3 separate regions of the Homo sapiens genome follow, and all the other regions are linked to region 1. Evidence: chromatin contacts called from ENCODE Hi-C or POLR2A ChIA-PET data. All regions are on one chromosome and are shown on one strand. Each heading gives the region's core, a stretch centred on a gene start or an enhancer-like site at or near the end of the contact. The rest is flanking DNA. Distances are from core to core; before and after follow the strand shown. Region 1 has its middle 40 kb from the start of WEE1. Region 2 overlaps DENND5A (DENN domain containing 5A). Region 3 overlaps SBF2 (SET binding factor 2).

Region 1 (2,973 bases), core at 342-2,841:
CTGATAAATATGGTAAAACCCCATCTCTACTAAAAATACAAAAATTAGCAAGGTGTGGTGACATGTGCCTATAGTCCCAGCTACTCAGGAGGCTGAGACAGGAGAATCACTTGAACCTGGGAGGCAGAGGTTGCAGTGAGGCAACACTGCACTCTAGCCTGTGCAACAGAGCAAGACTCCGTCTCAAAAAAACCAGATAGAGTTGTATGAAGCAATGGTGACTATTATTTTACCATGCTGCTAACATTATGCATTATTTTTTTTCTGTTTTTCTATTATATTTTTTTCTATTTATTTTTACAGAAACAGCGTCTCACTATTGCCCAGGTTGGAGTGCACTGGTGTGATCATAGCTCACTGTAACTCTCAGGCTTAAAGGGATCCTCCCACCTCAGCCTCCCAAGTAGCTAAGACTACTAGAGCACAGCACCATGCTGGACTAATTTTTAAATTTTTTGTAGTGACAGGGTCTCACTCTGTTGCCCAGGCTGGTCTCCAACTCCTGGCCTCAAGGGAACCTCCTGCCTTGGCCCCCAGTGAACTGATATTACAGGCATGAGCCACTGCATCCAGCCTGCATTATAATTTTAAAACATTTTTGCTACTTTAGTAGATGTAAGGTGTTATGTCATAACTGTTTTAAGTTTAAAGTTTCTGATTATCAATGAACGTTTTCCCCATGCACTTGGGTATGACTTTTATTTCTTATTGTGAATTACAGTGCATGTTTACCTTCTTTGTCTATTTAGCAATTGGTACCTTGATTGTTTTTATATATATAAACAAGCTTTTTTTGGGTGGGGGGGATGGAATCTTGCTCTGTCACCCAGGCTGGAGTTCAGTGGTGCGATCTCGGCTCACTGCAACCTCCGCCTCCCGGGTTCAAGCGATTCTCCTGCCTCAGCCACCCAAGTAACTGGGACTACAGGCGTGTGCCACCACACCCAACTAATTTTTGTATTTTTAGTAGAGACGGGGCTTTCACCATGTTGGCCAGGCTGGTCTCGAACTCCTGACCTCAGTTGATCCACCCGCCTTGGCCTCCTAAAGTGCTGGGATTACAGGCGTGAGCCACTGCACCTGGCCTATAAACAAGCTTTTATACATTTCAGGTAGTATTTGCTTGTCACTTGGTGCAGACATTTTTCTCAATCTGTTGTCTTTTTAAAATTCTGTCCAGTTTTTGTATTTTTGAACGTTAGTCTTCCTTTGTTGTTTCTTCTGTTGTTTCAAAGTTTTGAGAACGCTGACGTTTATCCATAAATATAACTGCCTTATCCTATTAAATATATAGTTTCTATGGCTGTTCTTTAAAATATTTAGCACTTTAATCCACTTGGTGTTTATTTTGAAATACGATGTGAAACACATTTTTGTCCTCCAAATTTTCATTCATTTATCTGCGCATTCTTTACATAGTTCATCTTTTCTTACTGCCGTGTTTGGGAATGTTATTTTACTATGTATCCCATCAGGATTAATGCGTGTGTTTGTTCAGTCTCATTCCTTTCCGTTGATCTCAGCTTCTATTTTTGTTTCTGCTCTTAGTCACTGCCCAGCAGCGCCAAAGGAACATCCCGCCCCCTGCAGGCAGCTGGTGTCCCCACAACCTGGGAAGCCTGGGGCAGGGCCTCAGGGGACTCCTGGTGTTAGTCCTCCGAGCCCGGGTGGACGTGTCGCTCTGTCCCTGCGGGAGGATTCGGGGCCCCTTTGACAGGCCTCCTTCTATGCCGGTTTCCTGGGGCCTCGAGCTTCCTGGGTTCCACGTCTCTAGTAACCAGTAGAGACGGGCCTTTACCCTGCCGTTGGGTGGGGACTGTCCCCTTCTGGGCTCTTCCTTTCGGGCCTTTCCACCTCTCCGACCCCAGGGCATTCGCCCCACCACGTTGCCGGCACAGTGCTGGCTCCGCGGCCCGCGGTTCTGGCAGTCAGCGCGGAATGCCATGGCACCGAGCCTCTGTGTCTAGATGAGTTCTGGGCGCTGATTTTCCAGGTCACTCGGAAGCTGCTCTCTGGGCCCGCCTGTTTCCCTTCCCTTTGCCTCCTTGTCCCGCTTCCCTCGCAGTATACCACTCACTGTACCCCTCCTAAAAAGGACCACTGCAGGAAGCGTTATTGAAGCAGACACGGTTCAAACACGAAAAACAAACTCTTCTTTATTCAACAGATGTGCACGAATCTATTGTGTGTTAGATACGGGTAAGTTTCTGATAAGTCGTGCACTGAGCCAGTCCGGGCTCCTAGAACCGCGTTTACGTGCCGAAGTCTCAATCAGATTAAGAGCGTCTGGGGAGAGCGGGGCGGGGATAGAAGGAGGTGTTGGGGCTAGGGGTAGGACTGTTCTGGAGGCGTGGGTAAGGGGGAGTGGGCTGTGCTGTGCGCCCCTCCCCTCGCTATCTCCCCATTCATCCGCAGACCCGGGGCCCCACGCGCCGCTCCTGGGCAGGGCCGTGCACCCGGAAGGCGCCGAGGCGCGCCCAGCAGAGGGAGCATGCGGGCAGGGCATTCCGCGGGTACCCGCGGAGCAGGACGGCCACCCACGCCGGGGCCCCTGGGGCTCCACCCAGGACGCACACCCGGAGAGACCCAATGACTGCGTTTCGCACCTGGGCGCAAGCTGGTTACTGGGCACGCGCTGACAACCCACATCTGGAAAACCCGGTCCTAACTGGAGAATAAAACTTAAATGCACGTGAACTCACCGGCAGCTGAACATTTCCGTGAGAAAACCCCTAAAAGCCGGCACCGGCTCCGGTGGGGCCACAGAGTCTCTGGAGCGAGGCTCTCTCCAATGCCTGGGCCCTGGGACCGAGCAACTGTCCCAGTAGAATCCCTTTCGGGCTTTGTTGCAGGGATAGGGGATTCTTTTTAACGTGTTCCTTGGCTTGCACAGGCATTTACTGGTCCTCTGGAGATCACATATAACAGGAAGTCTCTAAATTCAGTATTTCTTTTAAATGAAGTTGTATTTAT
Region 2 (2,973 bases), core at 266-2,765, 380 kb before region 1:
GTTTTTCCCAGGCTGGTCTCAAACTCCTGGGCTTAAGCAATCCTCCCAGCACAGCCTCCCAAAGAGCTGGGATTACAAGTGTGAGCCACACCCAGCCTCTTATGCTTTCTTCTTGTTAATTTGTCTTTTGTTGCAGAAGTGTCAGCCATTGAACCTTAAGATGGGTGAGGAAAGGTATCACATCTTTCTGCCCTTACTGTAGAAACACTAAGGGCATCTTTTCCATAAATCTCAATTTCTTCATCTATAACATGAGGAGAACAATACCTAAGCCAGGCACAGTGGCTCACATCTGTAATCCCAGAATTTTGGGAGGCCAAGGCGGGTAGATCACCTGAGCCTAGGAGTTCAAGACTAGCCCAGACAACATAGGGAGACCGGTCTCTACAAAGAAATAGAAAAATTAGGCATGGTGGCACACATTTGTAGTCCCAGCTGCTAGGGAGGCTGAGATGGGAAGATCACTTAAGCCTGGAGGTCTAGACTGCAGTGAGCAGTTAGCGTGCACTCTAGCCTGGGTGACAGAGCAAGACCCTCTGTCAAAAACAAAACAAACAAACAAAAAAAACCCAAAAAACTACCTACCTCATCAGCCTATTGAGAGGAATGAATGAGTTAACATATGTAAAGCATATGGGACACATTTGTATTGAGCATAAGAGGTACTCAACAAATATTAGCTCCTTTCTTTCCAAAAGGTCTGTCATACATGCAAGAGTTATCTCAAAATCTTTAGCCATGAAAACAGGACACATAAATGTGCTAGAAGTTACCAAATGTTTCCTAACATGCAAACCTCTACTGCACTAAAGTGGCAACACATATCTGTTTCACAGAATGTATACCACGGCAGAGCCCACAGCAGCAAACGTGGCTATACTAAGAACACTGACAAGTCCGCAAATTCAGATTTCAAACCACAACTTATAAGGGACCACCCAGCAGCCTCTTCTTCCCCATAGCACATAAGCAGATTTAAGACTCTGGGAGCCAGGCTGGGCGCGGTGGCTCACGCCTGTAATCCCAGCACTTTGGGAGGCAGAGGCAGGCAGATCACCTGAGGTCGGGAGTTGGAGACCAGCCTGACCAACATAGAGAAACTCCATCTCTACTAAAAATACAAAAGTTGCAGGGAGTGGTGGCGCATGCCTGTAATCCTAGCTACTCAGGAGACTGAGGCAAGAGAATCACTTGAACCCAGGAGGCAGAGGTTGCAGTGAGCCGAGATCGCGCCATTGCATTCCAGCCTGGGCAACAAGAGCGAAACTCCGTCTCAAAAAAAAAAAAAAAAAGACTCTGGGAGCTTCCTGTTAGTTTACCCTCAGTAACATAAGAGAAAGTTTCCTTTACTTTTAAGAACTTTTATAGTAATAAATTCTCTCTCTTTTTTTTTAACAGACTTTCCTAACCACTAAAATTTTACCAACTGGTACTATATCAAAGCACAAAGACTAGCATTTGTTTTATCAAATCTGCATTAAAAGCACTGTATTGGTCATATCAAAGCCTTTTTGTACTTCAGGCCCAGCTGTGACAGCAATGGTAATGTTTCTCTTTCACTTGCAGAATGCTGAAAAACGGCCAAGAAAAAAAAATGGGGAAGCTTTTTTTCAGGCAGTACAGAGTAGTGTTAACAGCAGACTGTTTAAGAAAATTAATTAGCCCTAGGACTGTAGATCTAAATATGAAAGGTAAAAAAATAAAGCCTTTAGAAGAAAACACAGAACATCTTCATGATCCTGCAATAACAAAGATATAAAATGCACTAAACATTAAGAGAGAAAAACGTATAAATTGTACATTACAATTTAAAACTTTTGTTCCTTGAAAGTCGCCATTAAAAGAATGAAAACGCACAGATTACAAGAATATATTTGCACTATATATATATGAAATGAACAAAAAAGACATATCTAGAACATATAAAGAACTGCATTAAATCAATAAAGAAAAAAAGATCACTCAAAGAAAAACAGCAAAAGCCCTGAATAGATACTTCAAAAAAGACATATAAATGCCTAATAAACTTTTGAGAGGTGCTCAACTTCATTAGTCATCCAGAAAATTCAAATTTAAATAATACAATACTATTATATAACCACCAGAATAGCTAAAATGAAAAGAAAATGCCAAGAGTTGGTAAGGATAGGGAGTAACCTACACTGTCGTGCACTGCAAGTGGGAATGTAAACTGGTACAATCACTATGGAAAACTGTCTGGCAGCACCTACTAAAGCTGAACATGCGTATACCTATGACCCAGCAATTCCACTCCTGAGCATATACCCAACAGACCAAAAGCCATGTTCACGAAAAGGCACATACAGGAATGTTCATAACATGTCACTATTGTAATACTCAAAAACTACAAACTACCCATGAGCCTATCAACTGCAGAATTAACAGATAAGGTGTGGTAAAGTCACACAATGGCAAACTCTACAGCAGTGAGAACGACCAACCTAAAACTATACACAATATGAATGAACCTCTCAAATATATTGTACAAAAGAATCCAAACACAAGAGTTCACCATATATAATTACATTTATATAAAGTACAAAGACATGAAAAACTATGCTGTTAGAAGTCAAAATACTGGTTACCTGTGGTGAGTGGGAAGGCAAATAGTGACTGAAGTAGACTACTTCTTGCTCACATCCTAAGAAATTCAAGACAGCCAGTCGCAGGGGCTCACGCCTATAATCCCAACACTTTGGGAAGCCGAGGCAGGCGGATCACGAGGTCAGGAGTTCGAGACCAGCCTGGCCAGCATCGTGAAACCTCGCCTCTACTAAAAATACAAAAATTAACTGGACATGGTGGTGGGTGCCTGTAATCCCAGCTACTCAGGAGGCTGAGGCAGGAGAATTGTTTGAACCCAGGAGGCAGAGGTTGGAGTGAGCTGAGATCGCGCCATTGCACTCTAGCCTGGGCGACAGAGCGAGACTCTGTCTCAAAAAAAAAAAAAAA
Region 3 (2,973 bases), core at 232-2,731, 290 kb after region 1:
AAAACTTGCTTGCTCTAATGGACACTGCACTTTCTAACACTGTACCCAGAACTGTTCACATGGATTTAAAAAAATTGACCTCATACTGGTCCATAAAATAAGTATCAGGGCTGGGTATGGTGGCTCACACCTATAATCACAGAACTTTGGGAGGCCGAGGTGAGAGGATTGCTTGAGCTCAGGAGTTCAAGACCAGCCTGAGTGATAGTAAGAGCTCATCTCTACAAATTATTAAAAATTAGTTGGGTGTGGTGTCATGTGCCTGTACTCCCAGATACTTGGGAAGCAGAGATGGGAGAATCACTTGAGCCGAGCAGGTGGAGGCTACAGTGAGCCATGATTGTATCACGTGGCCTTCCAGCCTGGGTGACAAAGCAAGACCCTGTCTCAAGAACAAAACAAAACAAAAAACTATCAGTAAATTTCAAAATGTTTTGAATCATATAGACAGAGTTGTCAGCTCACAATGCAATTAAGTTAGAAATCATTAATGCATGTAAAATACTTAAAATTGTACCTGGTACATAGAAAGTACTCAATAAATGTTATTATCACTGAGGCTAGGAAATGCTTAGCATATCACACTCTATTGTGATTATCTATTTACTTGTATGTCTCTTCACTAGATTATAAGCAATTTAATGGCATTTTTATTAAGAAGCAGTTATCAATATTTATGGCAAGTTGTTGAATGAGTGATATGCCTTTTTGAATGTCATACAAAGCTGAAAGAACAGTAGAACAAATGATCTTACTAGGTCTTGGATTTCCAGAATTAACATTGAGCGTAATCAGGATTTTCCTTTGAATAACGATTTTCATTTACTCAACAAATATTTATTGAGTATCTACTATGTGCCAGGCATGCTGTAGCTAATGAACTCAGGAATCTCTTTATCCCAGGAGGAAATAGGGATGACAAATAAGAACACATTTTAAAGGGATGAGATAAATTCATGGCTGAATAAGATACATCCTTAAATTAGAGGACAATGATGTTCTTTTATGATGTCTCTGTGGGGACCTTTGTTGGAGCCCAGTTACTGGTTAGATAGATTTTTAAGTCAGAACAAGTAATCTTTTGTTTTAAATTCAAGAACATGAGTTTTACATATAAAAAGAGTGACTGTTAAAACTCAGTAGCAGCTCTCCCTCAGTCAAACCTCTGGAAATGAATGTGTGTGAGAAAGGAGAGGGAGAAAAGAAATATGAGTCAATGAGAACTTCCTTCAAAGAGAATATTAAAATCAACTAAAATATTACTTTGAAGGCAGTCATTACCTTGGAGTCGTGTTTAGGTTTTTATTTTAAAATACAGTCAGGCCATGTAGGAAAACACCGCACCTTTTTCCTATGTGGTATCTCTGCAAGGTCTCCATCCTCTCTATGGATTATATATAATAATCCCAGAATGCAGCAAAAAGTATGAATCATCTTTTTCTTCCTGACTTATTCCTCACCCCCTTAGGACACTGCTATGCACAAGAATGTCATCTGTGTCCTAGCACATCTGAATTTCTTTAACAGAAATGCCTTGCATGTTTCTGAAGACTGTCATGAGGCCCAAGGCAATAAAGTTCAACAGACTTGAGCTGTAATCTTCTCCCAAGGAAATGGTTGGGATGCCAAGATGCCTTTTGACTTTGATTTCACAGCAGGGCTTCATTTGTAATGACACTGTCCAAACTTTAAATGACAACAGCTGTGATATGAAGCCCTACACACTCATTTATAATAATTTTCCACAAATTAAAAAAATTAAACAATGGGGAATTTCAATCCATGACCAATTAGCAGGGAACAGGCAATCATAAAACATTTAGACTAGTGGGCACTATTTATTATCTTACAAAATGTTTACTCATTGTAGTGCATGTCTCAAACCTGTGTGCTGCTCAAATGCTGATTGCAAAATATAAATAAAAAATTCTTTGCAAATCACGTTAGAGACATTCTAAGTTAATTAGGTTGAAAGAGGGAAAAAATTTACAACAATAAGTCTACAACTATTGACACAGCAACCGCATTCCAGAATTGTGTGGTTATCTGTTGGGGAATCAGTCCATAAATACACAATCTGAAGTCCCCTGTGCTTTGGCCAAATAATAGCATTGTAGTAATAAACATACCAGACATTTTATAAACTTGCAAGGTCTTGAATACTGATACATGTTTTATTCTGAACTTTGCTTTGTAATTTACCTTTAATTTTCCTGCTACAATTGAAGAGTGAGCCCTGCAATCTTAATTTCCCATTATCCTCAATTACTTCGTACTTTTAACCTAGATACCTTTGAACTGTTGTTGCCAACATTCCAGTTTGATAAAACTCTGGAATCTCTAAAAAATGTTATATTTAAACATTAAAGAAAAAACTAGATTGAAAGGAACAATGTGTTACAGAACTGACTTTCCTTTAGAGTTTAGATTAGACACAGCTCAGAAAAAAGTTTTTTTGAATTGCCCAAAACACTGAAAACATTTGCATCTTCTACATAAGGACAAAAATTAAAAACACAAATTCCTCTCTGTATCACATTACTCTCCTATTCAAAAATTCAGCTATTTTCTGACCATTATAGAATAATGACCAAACTCTTCTGCCAGGCTTATTAGCCCTTCTCGGTACGGATCCACCTCTCTACCCACCCGACCATATGGGCCCCTGCCACAAGCTGCTGCTTTAGTCAACCTATTTTATTTATCACCTTCTATTCCACATCATACTTACTCCTACCATATCTAATACGGTTGAGGAAGCCCATCCATGCTTTGGTTTGTCATTTACATGCTTTCTCCTTGGTATTTTCATATGCATGCCCCCATATTTCTCCCTTCTTTCCAAGTACAATGTTAAGCAAAAAATAGGCAAAAGGATTTTTTTATTACAGTTTCAGCTTCAAGTTATATTTTAACATTAAATAAACCTACAAAACCATAAAGGATGTACCACAGTTTTGAATACCACTGTTA

What was found. A loop is a pair of places that touch in the nucleus more often than their neighbours do. ChIA-PET counts read pairs that join two places held with the same protein, here RNA polymerase II (POLR2A). Pooled maps may share reads with other maps.
Region 2: a pooled map shows a loop between it and region 1 (2.7-fold over the local background). The contact joins two enhancer-like sites. A Hi-C loop is called at or near these places in 1 of 37 single-sample maps with no recorded cell type and 2 of 50 pooled maps. POLR2A ChIA-PET finds 5 or more read pairs at or near these places in 2 of 52 experiments (CD8-positive, alpha-beta memory T cell and GM10248).
Region 3: a map of Panc1 shows a loop between it and region 1 (6-fold over the local background). The contact joins two enhancer-like sites. A Hi-C loop is called at or near these places in 2 of 168 maps with a recorded cell type or tissue (Panc1 and chondrocyte) and 2 of 50 pooled maps. POLR2A ChIA-PET finds 5 or more read pairs at or near these places in 2 of 52 experiments (activated T-cell and naive thymus-derived CD4-positive, alpha-beta T cell).

Annotation. Positions count from the first base shown.
Region 1 is chr11:9,611,765-9,614,737 of GRCh38, forward strand. No RefSeq gene overlaps it. Among named protein-coding and RNA genes, the nearest start is that of WEE1, 40 kb to the left of the region's middle. RefSeq lists an enhancer at 1,458-2,147 and a silencer at 2,248-2,627. Within about 2 kb of position 1,592, at least 41 of the 41 ENCODE cell types and tissues checked have a DNase peak (open chromatin) inside an H3K27ac peak, as active enhancers do; they include Panc1, where a contact is called at or near this core.
Region 2 is chr11:9,230,441-9,233,413 of GRCh38, forward strand. The region is part of intron 1 of DENND5A (DENN domain containing 5A); the gene reads right to left. Among named protein-coding and RNA genes, the nearest start is that of DENND5A, 33 kb to the right of the region's middle. RefSeq lists an enhancer at 1-595. Within about 2 kb of position 1,516, at least 3 of the 41 ENCODE cell types and tissues checked have a DNase peak (open chromatin) inside an H3K27ac peak, as active enhancers do.
Region 3 is chr11:9,904,635-9,907,607 of GRCh38, forward strand. All of the region lies in intron 16 of SBF2 (SET binding factor 2), which reads right to left. The region is part of intron 1 of LOC101928008 (a long non-coding RNA gene); the gene reads left to right. Among named protein-coding and RNA genes, the nearest start is that of LINC02709, 150 kb to the left of the region's middle. RefSeq lists an enhancer at 1,374-1,958. Within about 2 kb of position 1,482, at least 7 of the 41 ENCODE cell types and tissues checked have a DNase peak (open chromatin) inside an H3K27ac peak, as active enhancers do; they include Panc1, where a contact is called at or near this core.